Regions from separate parts of the Homo sapiens genome. Here region 2 is linked to region 1. Evidence: read pairs that join two places in POLR2A ChIA-PET (ENCODE). Cell type or tissue: PC-9. All regions are shown on one strand. Links, peaks and the distances in the headings refer to the core of each region. The heading gives the core; the rest is flanking DNA. Region 1 overlaps NEK9 (NIMA related kinase 9). Region 2 overlaps MLH3 (mutL homolog 3).

Region 1 (11,722 bases), core at 1,274-9,273:
TGTACTAGCTGTTAATCATCTTATTGCACAGGAGAACCTCCAAAGCCCTTTTCTGAACTGCATGCTAAAGAGGTCCCAGCATATTCGTCACTTACGACTTCCTTGTGTAAACTCTTGTATATTATGATCATTGGTGATCAATGCCATATACAAGATTCTGTTAAAAATTTTCGAAGTAGCAGAAGCCCTAGGTAGTTAACTTCTTTTGTGGTTAGGAAGAACTGGAACAAATGATACATTTATTGAAACTGAGTTATTAAGTTGCAGGGGAAAAGAAGTTGTAAAAACTTACCCAGGGCTAAAGTGTAAGTTATAGTTGCAGGTGGGATGTAAGATGAACCATGATTACTTGCAGTCTGTATTACTTGGTAAAGGAAAGAGAGAAGTAAATTCACACTTATTCCACAGGAAGAAATTAGTAAAGAGAGTAATGATAGGAAACAGTCTAGGGGTAGACCCTAAATTTTGGGAAATATTTCGGTGTGAAGTAGAAAATTTGTCAATATATACCCTATAAATACAAAACATTGCATCACAGGTGTAACCCAATTTTTTTCTTTTTTTCCTGAGATAGACTCTCACTGTCACCCAGCCTGGAGTGCAGTGGTGCGATCCCAGCTCACTGCAACCTCCGCCTCCCAGGCTCAGGCGATCCTCCCACGCTCAGGCGACCCTCCCACCTTAGCCTCCTGATTAGCTGGGACCACAGGCACATGCCCCAACAGCTGGCTAACTTTTTGTATTTTTGGTAGAGACAAGGGTTTTGCCGTGTTGCCCAGGCTGGTCTTAAATTCCCAAACCCAAATGATTTGCCCACCTCAGCCTCCCAAAGTGCTGGGATTATAGGCGTGAGCCAATGTGCCCAGCCTAATCCAGATGTTATAGTAGTCACAACTGGGAGAGTTGTTACAAAAATATTGTAGAGTCCTTAAAGGAGAGTTCTAGAAAAGAAATCTGATTTTGAATATACTTCACTTGTTGGGAACAACAAGAATGGTCTTTACTCACATCTTTTCTAAAAATGTCTTTTTTTTAATTACGCCTCTTGTGTTAGAGAGGGAGATCTTTGAAGAATATTTCTGATGCGGTCCTTGAGAGATGGGAAGAGTTTTGTGCCCATGTGAAAAGTCAAAAGAAGTAGTTGCCTATGGAGAGAAAGCAGAATCCTTCATTTCCTTGTGTCACCTAAAAAAACCTGTTACAGGAGCCAAGCTTTGATCTGTATTAAGCAATTCAAATCTGTGTCTTGTTTAATTGCAGGAGGGAACCTGTATGACAAAATCCTTCGTCAGAAGGACAAGTTGTTTGAGGAAGAGGTAATTCATATTTCTGTGGAAGGAAGTTAGAATTGTAGTGTTGTAATTCTTGCATTCTAGTTCTGTATTTACTCTTCCAATAGTGAAGAGTGTTTTTTTCCTTTTGTTCAGACTCCTTCCAGGCTCTGATATTCATGAGAAAGGAAACCTCTAACAAGGAAGCTGTCTATAGCTGCTTCCTAAACGTTTTACCTCCACATCATGATTCTCTGTGGGCTTTCTTTCCTGGTTCTATTACTGCGTACTGGTATGCCCAGTTTTCTATAACTTTGCATTCTTCCTGAATTTTCCTACATGTCTGCTTTACCATACTATATATTATAATGACATTGGAACTATTTTATGAGGAACCTGTTTTTTGTGGTTTTTTACCCCTTCACTTTTCTTTGCCTACTCAACCTGCAAGGAAGAGATGTCAAGTCATGTTGAATCATAACTTCTGGTTGCAGTTTTCTTTGTTTTGTTTGTTTATGTGTGTGTGTATTTACTTAAATGGAGCTTTTTGTTTCTAATCCAAATATTTATTTTTTCTCTGCAGATGGTGGTGTGGTACCTATTTCAGATTGTTTCAGCAGTGAGCTGCATCCATAAAGCTGGAATCCTTCATAGGTAAGAAGTAAAAAAAATTATGGATGGATTCTTCCCTACCAATTCAGCCCCTACCGTGGATACCCCCCCAACAACACTTTTATTTTCTTGGTTAAGCAGCCAAGAGTTTTTCCATTGATATCACTAGGAAAGGAAAGTAATGAGCAATATTATTTTCACTCCCTGAGGTTAAACCATGTTTATGATCTAGGAAGAGTCTCCTCAGTAGCCAAGTACTACTGAAGTCATTTTACAGACAAAAATTTTAGAGTTCAGTTTGTTAATTCATCAGTAAAGCCTAGAAGGGCACTATGAGAAGTAGTATTTGGTAAGAATTCACAGCAATAATAATTGGCAATTCTTTTTAATTCTATAATTAAGATCTTTTAATTTAAATAAAAGCCTCTTCACTCTGTATATTTACTTGTACAAATTTACCAGATCTTTAAAAACAAGCATGATTGCATTCATTTCTAGCTATAGAAGAGAAGCATCTCAATAACATTTTCACATCATTATGCCCTTCTTAAGTGAGTCATTGACTGGTGCCAGAGATTAATTATAATACACTAAGATTTCTTTTTTTATTGGTTTGTTCATTCAGTTAACATGTATTTCTTGATAGCTATTAAATGGCTTCTGTTGCATGTTGTTATTTTCTTTTTAAAAGTAACAAAGTATATTGTTCTGGTTTATTCGCATCTTTCAATAAAGGAAGACATAGTGAACCAGGCACAGTTATTTTGTTTTACATATGGTCAATTTATCTTTAGAAAAATAGCCTGTGATTTTATTTAGATGACTAAATGGCCTAATCATATCATTGCAGGGACATGTAGGCCTCTTCTCTTGCCTTAACAGATTATTTGAAACTTTGACACCAACCAAGTTTGTTAAAGTTGCCTTGATATCACTTAATTCAAGGCATAAGTGATAGTTGAAGAGGTGTGGTATCTTATGGGAATTATGGTTACCTAGAGCACCATTTTCCTCATCTGACCGTCTCAACTTTTCCTAATAGCTTCAGTAGTATGGGAGATATTTCTATGCTGTGAAGCCCTAGAGGATGAAGTTAATTCTCTGCCTTCACTCCTTTAAAGTCCCCACTTCAGTGTTAAATAGCATGTGAAAGTGATGACCACTGTGGGATGTTTAGGATATCCTAAATGAATGAGCAATGGTAACACTCTTTTTTTGTTTTATTTTGTTTTAGTTTTTGAGACAGGGTCTCACCCTGTTGCCCAGGCTGGAATGTAGTGGTGCAATCATGACTCACTGCAGCCTCAGCCTCCTGGGCTCAACTGATTCTCGGTGCTTTAACCTCCCGAGAAGCTAGGACTACAAGTGTATGCCACCACTCCTGACTAATTTATTTTTTGTAGAGATGGGGTCTCACCATGTTGCCCAGGCTGGTGAAGAACTCCTGGCCTCAAGCAGTACTCCTGCCTTGCCCTCCCAAAGTGCTGAGATTACAGATGTGAGCCACTGTACCCGGCCCACACTCATTTTTATTCTGTAATAATCCTGGGCAAGGCGGGGGATGAAATAAAACAATTATCTGTGTGAACTTAATTTGCAGCATCTTTTTTTTTCAGAGATATAAAGACATTAAATATTTTTCTGACCAAGGCAAACCTGATAAAACTTGGAGATTATGGCCTAGCAAAGAAACTTAATTCTGAGTATTCCATGGCTGAGACGGTATGTGTTGCCCTTGTCTTAATTTTTATTTTATTTTCTAGCACTGTGAAATATAACTGTACTCCCTAAATCTTGCATACTTTTCTCAATATTCTTGCAAGTTCTCCATACTTTTAATGCATGTCTTCAGAAGTCTTTTTCCTGGGCCCACTAGCAGGCATTTAAGTCATTGCCCACGTTACAGCTCTGACCTCATAGCCTTTTTCCAGCACTGATTAGGGACTTATCTAAAAGCAGCAAAATGCTTTACTGTTTTGTCCAGGTTAGGATCTTTAGTAGATTTCACTTTATCTCTTATTTAATGTTTGAGCTCAAGGTGTTAGACATCTCTTTGTTTTTCCTTTGAATGCTTCTGGTTCAAAGAGAACCCTATATTTCAAGTGAAGGCTGATGCTCAGAGAACAATCCATTCTTTAATATTATACACAGTCTGAACTGCACAGGGGTCCCTTCTCACATGATTTTGAGAAAGATCATTGGTAAAGAGTAGACATAAGTTGATCTTTAGGACAGTAATCTTATCCTTTTAGGAATTATAAAACCCAGTTGTTATTCTTCTAGTTTCACAATGCTCTGTCCTTAAAAGAAATTGAAAACTGATTTTGGCCAATAATTTTTTTTTTAATAATGTCAAGGTTTGCCTGCAAGCAATTTAGATGTTTAGGGTTTGGAGTCTCTGCTTCAGGGACTCAGATGTTTCTATGATGGAGGCCAAAGTGAGCTTCTGAAGAAGCAATCATATCTTTATATGGATTTTTCTCATCAAGAACAATCTGATAAAACCAAGACTTGACTTTTTTTAGCTAGTTAAATGCAAAGAAGGAATGATATGAAAATTTATAAAAGCCATGTAAGCCATCTGAAATTTGCTTTGCTTTGCTGCTTAAAGCTGACTATGAATTTTATTAGAGCTGCTAGGGCATTCATTATATCTCATCTTGGGAGAGGCATGACTTCTTAGGACATTTTTATTTCCAAATTTATTTTTGAAGTCAGAAAATCTTTTTCAAATTCAAAGGAAATTCGCTAGCTGTGTTAGTATAACAGATGCCAAATTGGGCATTTTAAAAGTTTCATTGCGCGTATTTTAGTTAGAACATCTAATTCCTTCATTGAGTTACCATCTCCCCACTGCCAGTGTTTGGATTTTTTTCCCATTGGTGAACTTCTACTAAGTATGTCTTTAAGTTTGTGTAAAGTCTTCAGTAGGCCTTGAATGCCTGAAGCCTCTGTGATCTAGGAATCACAGAGCTATTGAGCCCCTCAAGTTACCACAGTTCCTTTGTCACAGAGATTGTCCCTTTATAATTGACCCAAGAGGTTTGATATGAATAAGATTTCTTTCCATAGTGGCATCGTCTCATAAAAACCATTTTGGAATCTGCTGATGAATGTTTTATGGTTGTTATGACTAGTTCCTAGGAAATTTAATTAAGCTGTTGAAATGTTAACATAGTTACCTCAGAAAAGAAGTTATTCTTTGATTGTTTCTTTGTTGCTCAGCTTGTGGGAACCCCATATTACATGTCTCCAGAGCTCTGTCAAGGAGTAAAGTACAATTTCAAGTCTGATATCTGGGCAGTTGGCTGCGTCATTTTTGAACTGCTTACCTTAAAGAGGACGTTTGATGCTACAGTAAGTTGGCATATTATCCCCATATTGCATTTAGCAGGTTGCAAATGGTACAGCTTGACTAAGCAGATCAACTCTATTCCCAGGCTTCTGATTTCTGGCAAAAATAACCTGTATTCAGGTACAAGATTAGTAATCTATTACTAAAATGCTATAGACCCAGCCAGGCGCAGTGGCTCACGCCTGTAATCCCAGCATTTTGGGAGGCCGAGGTGGGTGGATCACTTGAGGTCACCCCGGCCAACATGGTGAAACCCCGTCTCCATTAGAAATACAAAACTCAGCCGGGTGTGGTGGCGCACACCTGTAATCCCAGCTATTTGAGAGGCTGAGGCACAAAAATTGCTTGAACCCAGGAGGTGGAGGTTGCAGTGAGCCAAGATCATGCCACTGCACTCCAGCCTGGGCAACAGAGCAAGACTCTGTCTCAAAAAAATCTCCAACTTGAATTCCCTGTTGAAATGATCACTTGAACCCGGGAAGTGGAGACTGCAGTAAGCCAAGATCGCACCACTGTACTCCAGCCTGGGCAACAGAGCAAGACCCTGTCTCAAAAAAAAATTAAAATTAAATTAAATTTAAAAGTTCATCTCTTAAAAGCAAAAAATGGAATATGATGGTTCACTTTTTCAAGCAGTAGGAATTGGAACATTATTAACAGCAGCCAGATGATCATGCAGCTACTGCATCACTTTCCTAGAAACGTGTAAAAGAATGCAAATCTAGTGAACAGAATGGAAGGGAGCAAAAGATAATTGTTTTATTTGGGTCTCACTCTGTTGCCCAGGCCTGGAGTGCAGTGTCGTGATCATAGCTCACTGCAGTCTCAAACTCCTGTGCTCCAGCAGTCATCCCGCCTCAGTCTCCTGAGTAGTTCGAACTACAGGCATGCCTCACCACACCTGGCTATTTTTTGTAGAGATGGGTTCTCACTATGTTACCCAAGCTTGTTTCAAAATCCTGGCCTCAAGTGATCCTCCTGCCTTGGCCTGTGCTAGGATTACAGGTATGAGCCCCCATGCCCAGCATATTTATGCCTTTTTCTAAATTGTTACTTCTTTGTGCCTTTATTCTATCTTGTAAACACTTCTGACATAGCACCAGTATCACTTTATTGTACTTACTTTTTTTATATAGCTGTGGTTTTGCCAGGTAGTCTAAAACCCTTCCAAATGTTTGCTTTATTTTCTGCAATACCTAACACATCGTGGGTGTTAAAAATATTCATTAACTAGGAAAAAAATGTTTATCTGTTAAAAAATAAATAAAGATTGTCATTGCTTTATGGACAATGAATCCCTTTAAGTCTTTTTTTCTTTTTTTAAGTAAATTAAAGTACAACCTGATATAAAGCAGTGCTTCTCAAACTTTAATATGCATACAAAATCATCTTGTTGAAATGCAGATTTTTTTGGGGGGTGGGGTTGATAGTCTGTGTTTCTAACAAGCTCCCAAGTGATGCTGATGCTGCTGGTCCATGGAGCACACTGAGGGGCTAAAGTGGATTCATATCCAGTTGCCTCTACCAACCAGGTGTGAGAATTTAGGCAAATCACTTCATCTCTTTGATCCTCTGTTTCATTATCTATAACATGGTAACAATATATATTCCCCACACGGAGATTCTCTCATAATGTATATGAAAAATGCAAATGTAAGATAATGCAAATTCATTGCCCTTTCATAAGACCTATTCATTTTTCTAAATCCTGAAGGTTGTTCTAGTATATCATCTAATTCTCCTAAATAGTATGGTGGAAGAAAAATGACTTGGAGTCAGAGGCTGGGCGCGGTGGCTCATGCCTGTGATCCCAGCACTTTGGGAGGCTGAGGCGGACAGATCACCTGAGGTCAGGAGTTCGAGACCAGCCTGGCCAACATGGTGAAACCCTGTCTCTACTAAAAAATACAAAAATTATCCAGGCATGGTGGCGCATGCCCGTAATCCCAGCTACTCAGGAGGCTGAGGCACAAGCATCACTTGAACCCAGGAGACAGAGGTTGTAGTGAGTGGAGATCGTGTCACTGCACTCCAGCCTGGGTGACAGAGTGAGACTCTGTCTTAAGAAATGTGTGTGTGTGTACGCACACACGTGTGCATATATGTACACACACGTGTATATATGTGCACACACGTGTGTGTACATGTACACATGCACATATACATATATACACATATATGTGTGTGTATATGTATGTGTGTATATATGTGTATATATGTATATGACTTGGAGTCAGGCTTTGGTTGGAATTATAGCTCCATTTTTACTATCTGTGATTTTGGGCAAGTTACTTTACATCTCTGAGCCCCATTTTTCTCATATATAAATTGATAATGATAATAATTTCCTTGAATGGTGTTAGTGAGGCTAAAAAATATCATATATGTAATGTGCCTGTCTAGTTTGTAGTAGTCTCTCAATAATGTGGTGGTGGTATTACCATAATATTGTTAGTATTATCATCTTATTATTATTACTGCCTTATCTGTTGCAGCAGAGTATTGCCTGTACAGCCACAATTAGGATATATAAATTAGGACGCAAGTTAGTTGGCAAGGGAACTACATGAAGCCAACAAGGATGGCTAATCTTGCTTTCCTTTTTCTTGGGATTCAGTTGAAAGGTCAGATTATAATATACTCTGAGCATCATATTATTGGCCACATAGTTATAGATTGTATGGCCAGTTGGCTTCATTCTGTCTGATAGCATCAGTGCATCCCTAACCATTTTTTTTTGATGCATACTAGTAGTTATAACAAGAAGTCAGACCTATTGCCAATTCTTTAAATAATGGTCACAGACACCTGAGAGCCCCTACCAGTAGAGTATAGCATCATCTTTATATAACCAGGAACAATGCAGTCATCATTTTCTCATAGAACCCACTTAACCTGTGTGTGAAGATCGTGCAAGGAATTCGGGCCATGGAAGTTGACTCTAGCCAGTACTCTTTGGAATTGATCCAAATGGTTCATTCGTGCCTTGACCAGGTAGGTGTGACTTAAACATTCACTTCAGTTTCGTATTTCCCCTTCCAGCCTCAGTGTTTGGTGTATGGCATAGCTATAAACCATACAAAACCACATCCACTTCCCCAGGGTAGAGTGTATTTGTGGCTATACCCAGAATAGGTATTGGTAATTCATTATAGTTGTGTGCTTCAGTGAACAAATTCTTACTTCATTCTGTTTTGTAAGTGTTAGTTTGTGAAATGAATTTCCCATCTAAATTGTGCTCGATTTTTTATGACCAAGAGTAATTTCTGAATATAGATTTCAAAAAACTGCAATGAAAGATAATTTACCACTTCTAATACAGAATGTCTGTATTTCTCATATCTCATGGTTCCCTTGCTGTGTAGTTCTAGTATTATTCAAAGTATGTTTCATGAAACACTGGAGTCAGAATCACCAGGGAATGGGGGAGTTTTGTAAGTAAAAAGAAGATTCCTGGGCCCCACCCCAGACGAACTCAATCAGAATCTCTGTGGATAAAGCCCAGAAATCTTTATTTGTAACAAACACCTCAGGTAATTCTTCTGTTCTGTATATATTGAGGTTCAAGAGCCACTGCCCTAACTGAACAAGTGAGGAAGATGCATTATAAACATTCTCCTTCATGTACAAGTGTTGATTATAATGAGGTGAGAAGCATAAAATATGGAGTATCACATAAGAAATGATTTTTAAAACAAAAGGATAATGCAGTGGTCTTTGACTAATTAACATCTTTAGATCCGATGTCGCCCATTTCCATTAAGTGAAAACTAACCCTATTTTTACTTTTTAGGATCCTGAGCAGAGACCTACTGCAGATGAACTTCTAGATCGCCCTCTTCTCAGGAAACGCAGGAGGTAAATTATGAAGAAGTCACTCCATTGTCTTTTCTGAGATAGTTGACTTTTAGAGGCTTGATCAGAGTACTAAAAGAAAGAGTAGTGTTTCCTGACTTGGTTGCAATAGTGCTATTTTCTACCAACATCCCTGCTTTTATTGCTTAGGGGTGGCATCTGACTTTTGCCTCCTTAGCCTGTGCTGTTTTGTTGTAAATTTGTACTAATGAGGCCCAAGAGCCCTTCACTCCCCAACCCATTGGTTTTAAACCTTAGAGTTGAGGCATTAGAGTGCAGTAAGGAAGAGGGGTGTCTGGACTCAGACATCCTTATGTTTGTATCTGAATTTTGTCATTATCTTTGTCAAGTTATTTAACATCGTTATTTCTTGGCTTTCTCCTCTATAAAGTAAGATGAGGTCAGGATTAAAGAAGATAACGCATAAAAAGTGGTCAGCCCAGGGCCTGGCATAGGGTGCCTATCAATTGTAGTGTGAGTTGGACTGGTCCTTTGGTTTTTTTGTTTTTTGTTTGTTTTCTGAGACAGAGTCTCACTCTGTCACCCAGGCTAGAGTGCAGTGGCACAGTCCTAGCTCACTGCAGCCTTGAACTTCTGCTGCAAGTGATTCTCACACCTCAGCCTCCCAGGTAGCTAGGACTACAGGTGTGCACCATCATGCCTGGCTAATTTTTCTATTTTTATAGAGACGGGGTCTCACTGTGTTGCCCAGGCTGATCTCAAAGCTGTTGCCTAAGCAATCCTCCTGCCTCAGCCTCCCAAAGTGTTGGGATTACAGGCATGAGACACTATGCCCAGCCTGAGCCTTTGTTTTTCACTGCATTTGTTTAGGTGGTAGGTTGGAGTTGGAGGAATCCTCTTCAGGTACATTTTGCCCATATTTGAAGTCGAGTTTTATTGACTCCTCAGAGGTTATTTCCTGAGATTATTCTGTCAGATATCTTTAGAGATAGGAAGAACATCCTTTATCCCTCTGTTCCTCTAGGAGGTTTCATACCTTAATTTAAAACATTTATCTTCGTTAAATATTTGAGTCTGTATTTCATCCTATTACACTATTTTTGCCTTGCTACGCTTCTTCCTCCACTACCAGTTTTTTGTTTTTATATCTTCCAAATATTCACATACAATGCTCTTTTCAAGTCTTGCTCTTGGATACATTCTGTACATCCCTAATTGCATATTTGCTGTTTCATCAGTACTTTTATTCTACTATGCCATTTAATTAATCTTTTCTGGTTCTTCTCTAGTTGGTCTGTAGCCAGTGTTTTAGTGCCTGAAATTATGTACAGTACTCCAGATACAGCACCATGACCTTCCATTTATGTTTTGTGCACGTGCAGGCAGTATCACCCTTTTGGTCTGGTGAAGCATATTTAAAATTTTTGTCTGGCTTATTTCACAGCAATATAATGATTTATTTTATTTTATTTTATTTACTTTTATTTACTTTATGAGAGTCTCACTCTGTTGCCCAGGCTGGAGTGCAGTGGCGTAGTCTCAGCTCACTGTAACCTCCACCTGCCAGGTTTAAGCAGTTCTCCTGCCTTAGCCTCTCGGGTAGCTGGGACTACAGGCAGGCGCCACCACGCCTGGCTAGTTTTTGTATTTTTAGTAGAGACAAGGTTTTACTACGTTGGCCAGGCTAGTCTCGAACTCCTGACCTCAGGTGATCTGCCTGCATCGGCCTCCCAAAGTACTGGGATTACAGGCATGAGCCACCACACACGGCATAATCACTATTTTAAGTCACTATTTTAATCTCTTATTTCTTGAGTGTAGGCATGAAATTTTTACTGAGATAATTATAGATTTGCCTGCAATACTTTGTTGGAACTTTGTACTTTGATGGAAAACATAAGACAGAGTTTTCCAGACAGAGAATATAGCATAAACAAAATCATAGACACAGGAAGTTGTGGAAAATATTCAGGAAACACAAAATTCTATTTGGCTAGATTAGTGGTTCTAGACCTGGGATTTTTGATGCAAAATATCAGGAGCTTTCAAAAAGTACTGATGCCTGAGCACTACTCTAGGAGCTCAGCTATAATTGATTTAGGTAGGATGACAGCCCTGGGCTAGAACGTGGGGTGCAAACAAAAGGAAGGAAGTCTGGAAAAATAGGTAGGAAATCTTGCATGCCAGGCCAAGAAAATTGTGGTTAATTCAAGAGGTAGTGCAAAAGATAGAGTGGGTATCACATCCACTGTTGAGAGATGGTGGATGTTTGCGAGAGGGCAGTTCACGTGATGAGAGGCATACCTAAGGAAGAGTTATTTGGCAATATTAGTATCTGTGTTAAATTAGTATAGTAAAATGATTAAGACTGTAGTAAGTGAGGCTGATTAGGAGGTATTATCACAGTACAGGTGGGAAGTAGAGCTACCCAGAACTAAGGTGGTGAGACTGGAAAGGAAGAGGTGAGTACAAAAAGTACTATATAGGTAGAATCTGTAGAACCTGAATATTAAAGAAAGGGAGAGAGATGAATCAGAGATGACTGAGGTTTTAAGCCCAGTTGACTGGGAGAATTGGGGAAGGGTGTTGCGGCTAGTTACAGAAATAGAGGAGTCAGAAAGAAAAGCTCATTTGGGAAAAAGCTAACAAGCTCATATTTGGAGATACT
Region 2 (11,722 bases), core at 1,418-9,417, 73 kb after region 1:
GAAATTTCGTCCAAGAAAAACAGGACAATGAAAACTTTTGTGAAACTGTTTCAGAGTGGAAAAGCCCTGAAAGCTTGTGAAGCTGATGTGACTAGAGCAAGCGCTGGGACTACTGTAACAGTGTATAACCTATTTTACCAGCTTCCTGTAAGGAGGAAATGCATGGACCCTAGACTGGAGTTTGAGAAGGTTAGGCAGAGAATAGAAGCTCTCTCACTCATGCACCCTTCCATTTCTTTCTCTTTGAGAAATGATGTTTCTGGTTCCATGGTTCTTCAGCTCCCTAAAACCAAAGACGTATGTTCCCGATTTTGTCAAATTTATGGATTGGGAAAGTCCCAAAAGCTAAGAGAAATAAGTTTTAAATATAAAGAGTTTGAGCTTAGTGGCTATATCAGCTCTGAAGCACATTACAACAAGAATATGCAGTTTTTGTTTGTGAACAAAAGACTAGTTTTAAGGACAAAGCTACATAAACTCATTGACTTTTTATTAAGGAAAGAAAGTATTATATGCAAGCCAAAGAATGGTCCCACCAGTAGGCAAATGAATTCAAGTCTTCGGCACCGGTCTACCCCAGAACTCTATGGCATATATGTAATTAATGTGCAGTGCCAATTCTGTGAGTATGATGTGTGCATGGAGCCAGCCAAAACTCTGATTGAATTTCAGAACTGGGACACTCTCTTGTTTTGCATTCAGGAAGGAGTGAAAATGTTTTTAAAGCAAGAAAAATTATTTGTGGAATTATCAGGTGAGGATATTAAGGAATTTAGTGAAGATAATGGTTTTAGTTTATTTGATGCTACTCTTCAGAAGCGTGTGACTTCCGATGAGAGGAGCAATTTCCAGGAAGCATGTAATAATATTTTAGATTCCTATGAGATGTTTAATTTGCAGTCAAAAGCTGTGAAAAGAAAAACTACTGCAGAAAACGTAAACACACAGAGTTCTAGGGATTCAGAAGCTACCAGAAAAAATACAAATGATGCATTTTTGTACATTTATGAATCAGGTGGTCCAGGCCATAGCAAAATGACAGAGCCATCTTTACAAAACAAAGACAGCTCTTGCTCAGAATCAAAGATGTTAGAACAAGAGACAATTGTAGCATCAGAAGCTGGAGAAAATGAGAAACATAAAAAATCTTTCCTGGAACATAGCTCTTTAGAAAATCCGTGTGGAACCAGTTTAGAAATGTTTTTAAGCCCTTTTCAGACACCATGTCACTTTGAGGAGAGTGGGCAGGATCTAGAAATATGGAAAGAAAGTACTACTGTTAATGGCATGGCTGCCAACATCTTGAAAAATAATAGAATTCAGAATCAACCAAAGAGATTTAAAGATGCTACTGAAGTGGGATGCCAGCCTCTGCCTTTTGCAACAACATTATGGGGAGTACATAGTGCTCAGACAGAGAAAGAGAAAAAAAAAGAATCTAGCAATTGTGGAAGAAGAAATGTTTTTAGTTATGGGCGAGTTAAATTATGTTCCACTGGCTTTATAACTCATGTAGTACAAAATGAAAAAACTAAATCAACTGAAACAGAACATTCATTTAAAAATTATGTTAGACCTGGTCCCACACGTGCCCAAGAAACATTTGGAAATAGAACACGTCATTCAGTTGAAACTCCAGACATCAAAGATTTAGCCAGCACTTTAAGTAAAGAATCTGGTCAATTGCCCAACAAAAAAAATTGCAGAACGAATATAAGTTATGGGCTAGAGAATGAACCTACAGCAACTTATACAATGTTTTCTGCTTTTCAGGAAGGTAGCAAAAAATCACAAACAGATTGCATATTATCTGATACATCCCCCTCTTTCCCCTGGTATAGACACGTTTCCAATGATAGTAGGAAAACAGATAAATTAATTGGTTTCTCCAAACCAATCGTCCGTAAGAAGCTAAGCTTGAGTTCACAGCTAGGATCTTTAGAGAAGTTTAAGAGGCAATATGGGAAGGTTGAAAATCCTCTGGATACAGAAGTAGAGGAAAGTAATGGAGTCACTACCAATCTCAGTCTTCAAGTTGAACCTGACATTCTGCTGAAGGACAAGAACCGCTTAGAGAACTCTGATGTTTGTAAAATCACTACTATGGAGCATAGTGATTCAGATAGTAGTTGTCAACCAGCAAGCCACATCCTTAACTCAGAGAAGTTTCCATTCTCCAAGGATGAAGATTGTTTAGAACAACAGATGCCTAGTTTGAGAGAAAGTCCTATGACCCTGAAGGAGTTATCTCTCTTTAATAGAAAACCTTTGGACCTTGAGAAGTCATCTGAATCACTAGCCTCTAAATTATCCAGACTGAAGGGTTCCGAAAGAGAAACTCAAACAATGGGGATGATGAGTCGTTTTAATGAACTTCCAAATTCAGATTCCAGTAGGAAAGACAGCAAGTTGTGCAGTGTGTTAACACAAGATTTTTGTATGTTATTTAACAACAAGCATGAAAAAACAGAGAATGGTGTCATCCCAACATCAGATTCTGCCACACAGGATAATTCCTTTAATAAAAATAGTAAAACACATTCTAACAGCAATACAACAGAGAACTGTGTGATATCAGAAACTCCTTTGGTATTGCCCTATAATAATTCTAAAGTTACCGGTAAAGATTCAGATGTTCTTATCAGAGCCTCAGAACAACAGATAGGAAGTCTTGACTCTCCCAGTGGAATGTTAATGAATCCGGTAGAAGATGCCACAGGTGACCAAAATGGAATTTGTTTTCAGAGTGAGGAATCTAAAGCAAGAGCTTGTTCTGAAACTGAAGAGTCAAACACGTGTTGTTCAGATTGGCAGCGGCATTTCGATGTAGCCCTGGGAAGAATGGTTTATGTCAACAAAATGACTGGACTCAGCACATTCATTGCCCCAACTGAGGACATTCAGGCTGCTTGTACTAAAGACCTGACAACTGTGGCTGTGGATGTTGTACTTGAGAATGGTAAGTACGTAGTATTCATGTGCATGAGATGCTTTTGAAGATGGGAATGCTGGACAAGGAGTAAGATCCTCATTATCCAAAGAGATTATCTCAACAGATAGAACATTTTGAAGACCACTTATAAAACATATGTTGTATTTTCATGCTATATGAAGATTTGCTACGTCCAACACTACTTTTTTTTTTTTTTTTTTTTGAGACGGAGTCTTGCTCTGTCACCCAGGCTGGAGTGCAGTGGTGCGATCTCAGCTCACTGCAACCTCTGCCCCCCTGGTTCAAGCGATTCTCCTGCCTCAGCCTCCAGTGTAGCTTGGATTACAAGAGCATGCCACCATGCCCAGCTAAATTTTTTTATTTTCAGTAGAGACAGGATTTCACTATGTTGGCCAGGCTGGTCTCAAACTCCTAGCCTCAAGTGATCCACCTGCCTCGGCCTCCCAGAGTGTTGGGATTATAGGTGTGAGCCCGCACGCAGCCTCTAGGTCCAACACTATTTAAATGGAGAAGTACAGTGAAAGGATGTCAGTGTGTGTATATGTGTCTATGGGTGTGTGTATGTGTAAGAAAGGGGGTGATGGGTATATACCTAGAGCAACAACAAAAGGGGTGAGACTGTCCAATTTTAATAAAAATGATACTATTAATAGTTGGGAAGATCCACAGTACTTTCCTACCTTGTTTTCCCTTCCTGTTAAATGCCCAGCTTTCCTAGAAATGTGTCTTTAAAGGCACCTGCAGTGTCAGCATGGTATTTTACTGGAAGTTTCTCTGCGTGGCTTCCAGGTTAAGGGCCAGAATGATTCTGTAATCATCCTAGGTTTCCCAGTAAACTCTATGGCTTAGTACAGTACTACATTTATGAGCTTTTTCTTTCTAGAAAGTAGGACTTGTCCATGAATTTTCAAAATATAGGTCAAGTATATACTTTCATGACTATACTTTTCAAATGTACTTTATTATAATGCATATGGTAAAATCTCCTTGATGTGTTTATGGTACAAGTAGCTGTTATTCAGGAAGACAATAATATGGCATTTATTTATTTGAGACAGAGTTTCACTCTTGTTGCCCAGGCTGGAGTGTAGTGGCGTGATCTCGGCTCACTATAACCTCCGCCTCCCAGGTTCAAGGGATCCTCCTGCCTCAGCCTCCCAAGTAGCTGGGATTACAGGCACCCGCTACCACACCCGGCTAATTTTTTGTGTTTTTGTAGAGACAGGGTTTTACCGTGTTGGCCAGGCTTGTCTCGATCTCCTGACCTCAGGTGATCCACCTGCCTCGGCCTCCCAAAGTGGTGGGATTATAGGCGTGAGCCACTGCACCCAACCAATATAGCTTTTAGATCGTACCACAGGGCTACATTAGAGCCTGCACTAGGACTCTGGGTTCTCGGTCCACATTTAAAGTGATATTGCTTTGGCAGTGTGTTGAGAGCCAGATGTTGGGAGGTGATAAAGCTGATTTCCATCTGGCTATAATCTTGGCTTTGCACTAGGAGGATAAACATTACATCTGTATCCGTATTTAAAATTTTGAATGCTGCAGAAGAATGGAACATGTATAAATGTAGTTATAAGTCAATTTCTAATTTCTCCTGACGATGAATATCTCTAGCAGAAAGCTGTGGTTTCTTTAAGGTTAAATGAAACCTTTACTTTTCAGTGTTTTTCTGTTTTTCCTTGTGAAAAAAAAATCACTGTAGTAACTTCAGTAGTATTTCATAGTATTTTGTAGTATTCATTAGGAGAAAACTCATTTCTTTCACTGTTGTTCCTGAGACTATCAAGTTGCTCTTAAAGCCACTTTATGTGCTTTTCAATCTATGTGGTTTTATGTCCTGACTTACACTGAAGGCTTTTCAGAGGTAAATCTACAGCACTGACACCTCATCTTCCTGAAATGCAACTGCTTCTGATATGGTGCCAAAAAATAACTGGATTACATTATACTGTGAGATGGCTGTTGCTAAAAGAAAGGGGGAAATCTTAGCTGCCATATTCAACGTAAATATTTCTTCCTTTTGAATATAGACGTTTAAAACACTTTAACCTACTTAACATTCTGGATTAGCATACTTTTTTATGAACTTTTGAGGGTCATGTTAACTGATAGTTTCCTAATGAAAAATATTTTTGGTATAGAAAGAAGTTCCATGAACAGATGGCTCCTCAGTACCCTGCTACCTTTCTGGAAATGGCTGATATACATCATGACATCAGGACATTGTCAAACTTTACATAAAAGTGTTACATGAAATAAATTGTTAAAAGACAATTTTTTTTTTTTGAGACGGAGTTTCGCTCTTGTTGCCCAGGCTAAAGTGAAATGGTGCGATCTCGGCTCACTGCAACCTCCGCCTTCTGAGTTCAAGCGATTCTCCTGCCTCAGCCTCCTGAGTAGCTGGAATTACAGGCATGCGCCACCATGCCTGGCTAATTTTGTATTTTTAGTAGAGACGGGATTTCTCCATGTTGGTCAGGCTGGTCTCAAACTCCCAACCTCAGGTGATCTGCCCGCCTCGGCCTCCCAAAGTGCTGGGATTACAGGCGTGAGCCACCAGCCTAAAAGATACATTTTAATGTACAGAAGGAGGATCTATAAAGGTGATTTTGAGGAGTAGTGTCAAGTCCCCAAGCCTTGGTAATTTTTTCTTTAAAATATATTTTATGCAGTTCTTTCTATTGTAGTTATAAACCTTATTTCACTTCATTATCTTAATTTTATCATTCTTAACCTCTCCAGGTTTAGTCCAACAGATTTATCTCTCATGTTTTCCTCCTGTTCTAAAGCTGTCAAATTCAGCATTGTTTCTAAAACTCAAATCTGATTATCCTTCATGGAGAAGAACAGCATTTGGGCCAGATCTTACTAGACTCTGGAGTTTGAATTGAGAACCTTTCATTTGTCTACCTGTTCACTTTTTCATGCAGCATTTGTTGATCATCCACACTGTGCTAGGTGCTGTCACGTTGCAGGTTAACTGACTTTGCTTTTAGGAGTTCACAGTACTATTAGGGAAGATAGCTATCTAAATATAATTGTATTATAATGAGACAAATGTTAGGATAGAGACATACATTGGAGATAAGAGACATAAGTTGGAGATTTGTGAAGGTTGCACCAAGTTATGGCTGACAAGTACTGCTGTATGTCTAACACAGGGCTTCTCTGGGTAATTTTTTGTTGTAAGGTTTGTCCTATGCATTGTAGAATATTTAGCAGCATCCGTGGCCTTTATCTGCTAGATGCTAGTAGAACGTAGAACCCTTTACTCAAGTTGTGACAATGAAAAGTGTCTCAAGCCGGGCACAGTGGCTCACGCCTGTAATCCCAACACTTTGGGAGGCCGAGGCGGGTGGATCACAAGGTCAAGAGTTTGAGACCAGCCCGGCCAATATGGTGAAACCCCATGTCTACTAAAAATACAAAAAAATTAGCCGGGTGTGGTGACGCATGCCTGTAATCCCAGCTACTCGGGAGGCTGAGGCAGGAGAATTGCTTGAACCCGGGAGGCGGAAGTTGCAGTAAGCCGAGATCACGCCACTGTACTCCAGCCCGGGCGACAGAGCGAGACGCCGTCTCAAAAAAAAAAAAAAGGGTCTCAAGACATTGCCAATGTCCCCTCGTGCAAAATTGCCCCCCAGTGAGAATCACAGTGACCTATTCTAGGTCTTCATTCTGTCTGGTATGAATAGATAATGGAACTAAGCATTAATATAGAGTCCTATATGGACAGCATAATTTCATTAAAGGATTTCTGATTCTCAATCTAGTGTTTAGTAGTCTGCTTTATGTCTTGACTCAGTTTGTGCAGAAAGAGGTTTTATGTGATTAAATTTTTAAAGAGTTTACTTGTATTTTAAGTTCACATTTCTAGGTTTTTCTTTCTTATATTTAGGGTCTCAGTACAGGTGTCAACCTTTTAGAAGCGACCTTGTTCTTCCTTTCCTTCCGAGAGCTCGAGCAGAGAGGACTGTGATGAGACAGGATAACAGAGGTAAGGGTGGCAGAGAGTGCTGGGGCACACAGTACACATCGTACCACCTAACTCAAAAAACAAAGCAGGCTTGCATTAAGCTTGATCAGTGCCAGCTGTGCTGTACTGGAATCAGGAATTCCCCACGGCCCTGTTTAACAGCGGAACTAATTAATTCAGCGCATGCATTTAGGTCAGAAATTACTTTTCCAGACTTGAGGTCAATATTTGCTGATTATGCATAGTCTGTGGTGTCTTGTGATTAGGGGACATGTTTCTTATTTTTAAAAAGGCTGGACTTGCACTCCAAGTTGCTGTAGTTTTATGTAAGCAAAACTCTTCAAAAAAAGCTACAGACATCAATTTTGTGTGTATGTTTAAAAATAGATAAGGTATATTTTGCTTAAAGGCAGTAAGGCTATAAATTTGAGCCATAGCTTCTCTGTCAGTATTCCACAATATCTCTTTTAACAGTTTGGAGAAAAGCTGTAATGCCAGAAGATACAGTCACCAACTCTAGTTTAAAAAGTAACAGATCAAAATAATTTAGAGATACAGCAAACACTGAACATTTGTAGAACATAGAAACAATGTACGTGACCTTTGGTCTTGAGGCTATGGCTCACCAAACAGGAAATGCCATTCCCTCCTTTCCCTGTGGTTCTGGATGCCAACTTTACCTGTTCCCTTTTGCCCTAGATACTGTGGATGATACTGTTAGTAGCGAATCGCTTCAGTCTTTGTTCTCAGAATGGGACAATCCAGTATTTGCCCGTTATCCAGAGGTGGGTCTGTAGCAGTTTTTCTTTGCCTTTTTTTTTTCTTCTTCTTCTTCTTATTTTTTAAATTTTGAGATGGAGTTTTGCTCCTGTTGCCCAGACTGAAATGCAATGGCATGATCTCGGCTCACGTAACCTTCGCTTCCCAGGTTCAAGCAATTCTCCTGCCTCAGTCTCTCGAGCAGCTGGGATTACAGGCACCTGCCACCACGCCCAGCGAATTTTGTATTTTTAGTAGAGATGGGGTTTCTCCATATTGGTCAGGCTGGTCTCTAACTCCCAACCTCAGGTGATCTGCCCGCCTCAGCCTCCCAAAGTCCTGGGATTACAGGTGTGAGCCATCACGCCCAGCCTTTCTTTGCCTGTTATTTTAAACTTTGAGTTTCAAGATGGGTACAGTGGCATGCACTTATAGTCTCAGCTACTCAGGAGGCTGAGGTGGGAGGATCACTTGAGGCCAGAAGTTCAAGGCTATATAGTGTGCTGATTGCACCTGTGACTAGCCACTGCACACTATAGCCTGGGCAACACAGTGAGACTCCATCTCTTAAAAAATAAGTAAATTAGTTAAAAATAAAATTTGAATTTTATTTAAGCTGGGTATGGGCATGCAAGACTATATTAATTTGTAATTATGATTGGAAACTGGGCATATTTCCAAATTATGTATTTGGAAATTACTGTTTAATGTAGAGGGGAGAAATAAAATTTATAGCATTTGGGAACTCAGGCATTTTGGATTAAACATGTATAATCAATGTGAGAACAGTGAATGTGTTTACCACTCTCAGAAACCCTGACTTGTAGCTTTGGCACAGTATTCAGGGTGGTGATAATGAAATTGTTATCATTAGATAAAGCCACACATCTTCTACTGGAGGAACAGTTCCTCATTGGCCCCGCATGGATGTTCTCTCCTCAGTGTATTTTCACAGAATGTACTGTGCATGTTATAAACAGGGTGTATAATAGATGAGCATTTGTTTACCAGTTCTTTCCTCAAGATATCATTTGAGGACTTGATCATGGAACATAGACAAATTGTTGTTGTGAAACAATTTTTTTTGTTTTGTCAGTAATTTTGTTTATAAGCAAAAATTTTTATGTAAGACTCATTATTCATAAATTCTTTTGAATTTTTTTTTTTTTTTTTTTTTTTTTTTTTTTTTTTGTGACAGAGTCTTGCTGTGTCGCCCAGGCTGAAGTGCAGTGGCGTGATCTCAGCTCACTGCAAGCTCCGCCTCCCGGGTTCACACCATTCTCCTGCCTCAGTCTCCCAAGTAGCTGGGACTAAAGGCGCCTGCCGCCACGCCCAGCTAATTTTTTGTATTTTTTAGTAGAGATGGGGTTTCACCATGTTAGCCAGGATGGTCTCGATCTCCTGACCTCGTGATCTGCCCGCCTCAGCCTCCCAAAGTGCTGAGATTACAGGTGTGAGCCACCACGCCCGGCCGATTCTTTTGAATTTCTATAAATTCCCTGAATTAAACCCACCTCTAGTAGGCTAAATAAAAATGAATGCTTTTAAAGCACTCTGATATCTTTGGTAAAACAATTCTGACACAAAAATTAAAATTTCAATTATATTTTGCTGAGTCTTTCTAGGTTGCTGTTGATGTAAGCAGTGGCCAGGCTGAGAGCTTAGCAGTTAAAATTCACAACATCTTGTATCCCTATCGTTTCACCAAAGGAATGATTCATTCAATGCAGGTAAAAGATTAACTTCAAAATCTCATAAATATATATATATATATATATATATATATATATATATGGCCTAACTCTTCTAAAATTTGATTTATTTAATGATATAGACCACCTTGGTCAAGGCACGTGTGTGTGTGTGTGTGTGTGTGTGTGTTCTTACTAGAACTTTTATCATCAGAAGAAAAAGCAAGGGATTAATTATAATTACAAAGAAAGAAATATCTTTAGTAGTGTAAGTAGGTTTGGAGGGAATGAATTATGGATTCAGGCTGACAGTTTCAAGGATTCTCAAGGTTCTCCTGCAGAAGATTATATATTGACTTTATATTTGGCAATAATTTATAAATCAAAGTCCTTTAGTGACCTTGTCCTTAAGTGTGCAACAGTGCCCTTTTAGAAATTACCTTCTATTGTGTGAGCCTACACAGGTTTGGGAAAGCCCATATTGAGAAGTCATTTCACAAAAGGGACCCTTTGTCTGATCTGCTTTTCTATTTTGCCTTGTGTTTACCACCATGGCTGTCTTATTCCCTTTGTTTTCAGTACGGAAACAAATTAGGAGGCTAACAAATTTGGGTAAACTCCTAACCTGGCATTGACCTGGTACCAGAGCAGGCAAGCAGTTGATCCAGAAATAGACCCTGGGGCAGTGGTATAGGCTCGGGGGTATTGGAGAGCCTCAAGTACCTAGACAGAGAGGAACCACCAAGGTCTAAAGCCACCAGTGGCTTTTAACTTACTTCTTTAATAGACTAGCAGCCGGGCGCGCTGGCTCACGCCTGTAATCCCAGCACTTTGGGAGGCCGAGGTGGGTGGATCATGAGGTCAGGAGTTCGAGACCATCCTGGCTAACACGGTGAAACCCCGTCTCTACTAAAAATACAAAAAATTAGCTGGGCGTGGTGGCGGGCACCTGTACTCCCAGCTACTCGGGAGGCTGAGGCAGGAGAATGGCATGGAGGCAGGAGAATGGCATGAACCCAGGAGGCAGAGCTTGCAGTGAGCCGAGATCACACCATTGCACTCCAGCCTGGGTGACAAAGTGAGACTCCGTCTCAAAAAAAAAAAAATTAAAAATAAATAAAAATAAAAATAGACTAGTTTCTCCATAATCGTTTTCCTTGCTTTCATATAAATTTTAAAAATTTATTTCAGCCTGTATGTTAGCAATCTCTGGTCACATTACCTATTCTCAAGAGTCACTCTGTTGGGAACATCTCAGGCCTTCTCTAAAGTATTGCTAGCACACCACTCTGAGACGTGGGAGTCTGTCTTCCCCTGTCGCCTCCCTCCCCTTACATCTTCTGATCAACTCCACCTGCCCATTCTTTCATCCTTCCTAGTGACTTTTTCTGGTTCATCAGAACCTTACCCAGTCTCAAAGAAAGGAGTGTGATAAGGCAAACAACTCTAAATAAAATACAGTTCTGTATCTTTCTATGCAAATAAGCCTTTGTTAATTTTTATTTAGTGTTGTACCACTTATTTGAATGTCTGACAGGTTCTCCAGCAAGTAGATAACAAGTTTATTGCCTGTTTGATGAGCACTAAGACTGAAGAGAATGGCGAGGCAGGTAAGAATGGAGTTTAGCCTGAATGATTAACCAGCTGGTCTTCTTGTAACCTTTTTTTAATGATTATTTTTGGTATATAATATAGTTTCAATGATTTGGATGGATTAGGGAAAGCCAATCTAAAACTAAGAATATTATGAAGGCTGGGTGCGGTGGCTCACACCTGTAATCCCAACACTTTGGGAGGTGAGGCAGGTGGATGGCTTGAGGCCAGGAGTTCAGGACCAGCCTGAGCAACATGGCAAAACCCCGTCTCTACTAAAAATACAAAAATTAGCTGGGCATGGTGGTGTGCACCTGTAGTCCCAGCTACTCAGGAGGCTAAGGCACAAGAATCGCTTGAACTTGGGAGGCAGAGGATGTAGTGAGCCGAGATTGCGCTATTACACTCCAGCCTGGGCGACAGACATTTAGTTTTATGTTCATACACATACATATACTCAGGATGCACATTAAACTATCAAGAGTATTTACTTTGGGAGTGAAAATGAGGGTGTGCAAAGGAGATATTTCAACTTTTACTCTTTTTGTCTTTTTTTTTTCCTTTTTGTGGAGAACGGGGTCTCGCTATATTGCCCAGGTAGGTCTCGAACTCCTGGGCTTAAGCTATCCTTCCACCTCTGCCTCCCTAACAGCTGGGATTACAGGTGTAAGCCACCACGCCCAGCCCATCTTTTATTCTTTTAAATATTTTCTATTGTTTGACTTTTTAATAATATTTTCATGT

The links. Peaks named below come from ENCODE experiments on the same cell type or tissue, not always from the same donor. Only the 100,000 strongest peaks of a DNase experiment are listed, where the experiment ranks them.
Region 2: POLR2A ChIA-PET joins it to region 1 with 6 read pairs; 2 of 35 experiments call an interaction of 5 or more read pairs at or near these places.

Annotation. Positions count from the first base shown.
Region 1 is chr14:75,110,713-75,122,434 of GRCh38, reverse strand. It overlaps NEK9 (NIMA related kinase 9), which reads left to right. Exons shown (of 22, transcript NM_033116.6): 3 at 1,261-1,316; 4 at 1,855-1,925; 5 at 3,500-3,605; 6 at 5,109-5,240; 7 at 8,122-8,232; 8 at 9,032-9,096. It also overlaps the pseudogene HIF1AP1. Among named protein-coding and RNA genes, the nearest start is that of NEK9, 10 kb to the left of the region's middle. In PC-9, for the core only: no CTCF peak of the experiment used is centred there; DNase peaks (open chromatin) are centred at 1,274 and 1,674; H3K27ac peaks cover 881 bases.
Region 2 is chr14:75,037,613-75,049,334 of GRCh38, reverse strand. It overlaps MLH3 (mutL homolog 3), which reads left to right. Exons shown (of 13, transcript NM_001040108.2): 2 at 1-2,959; 3 at 6,858-6,956; 4 at 7,635-7,720; 5 at 9,320-9,424; 6 at 10,923-10,995. Among named protein-coding and RNA genes, the nearest start is that of MLH3, 8.0 kb to the left of the region's middle. In PC-9, for the core only: no CTCF peak of the experiment used is centred there; DNase peaks (open chromatin) are centred at 4,864 and 7,654; H3K4me3 peaks cover 224 bases; H3K27ac peaks cover 2,706 bases.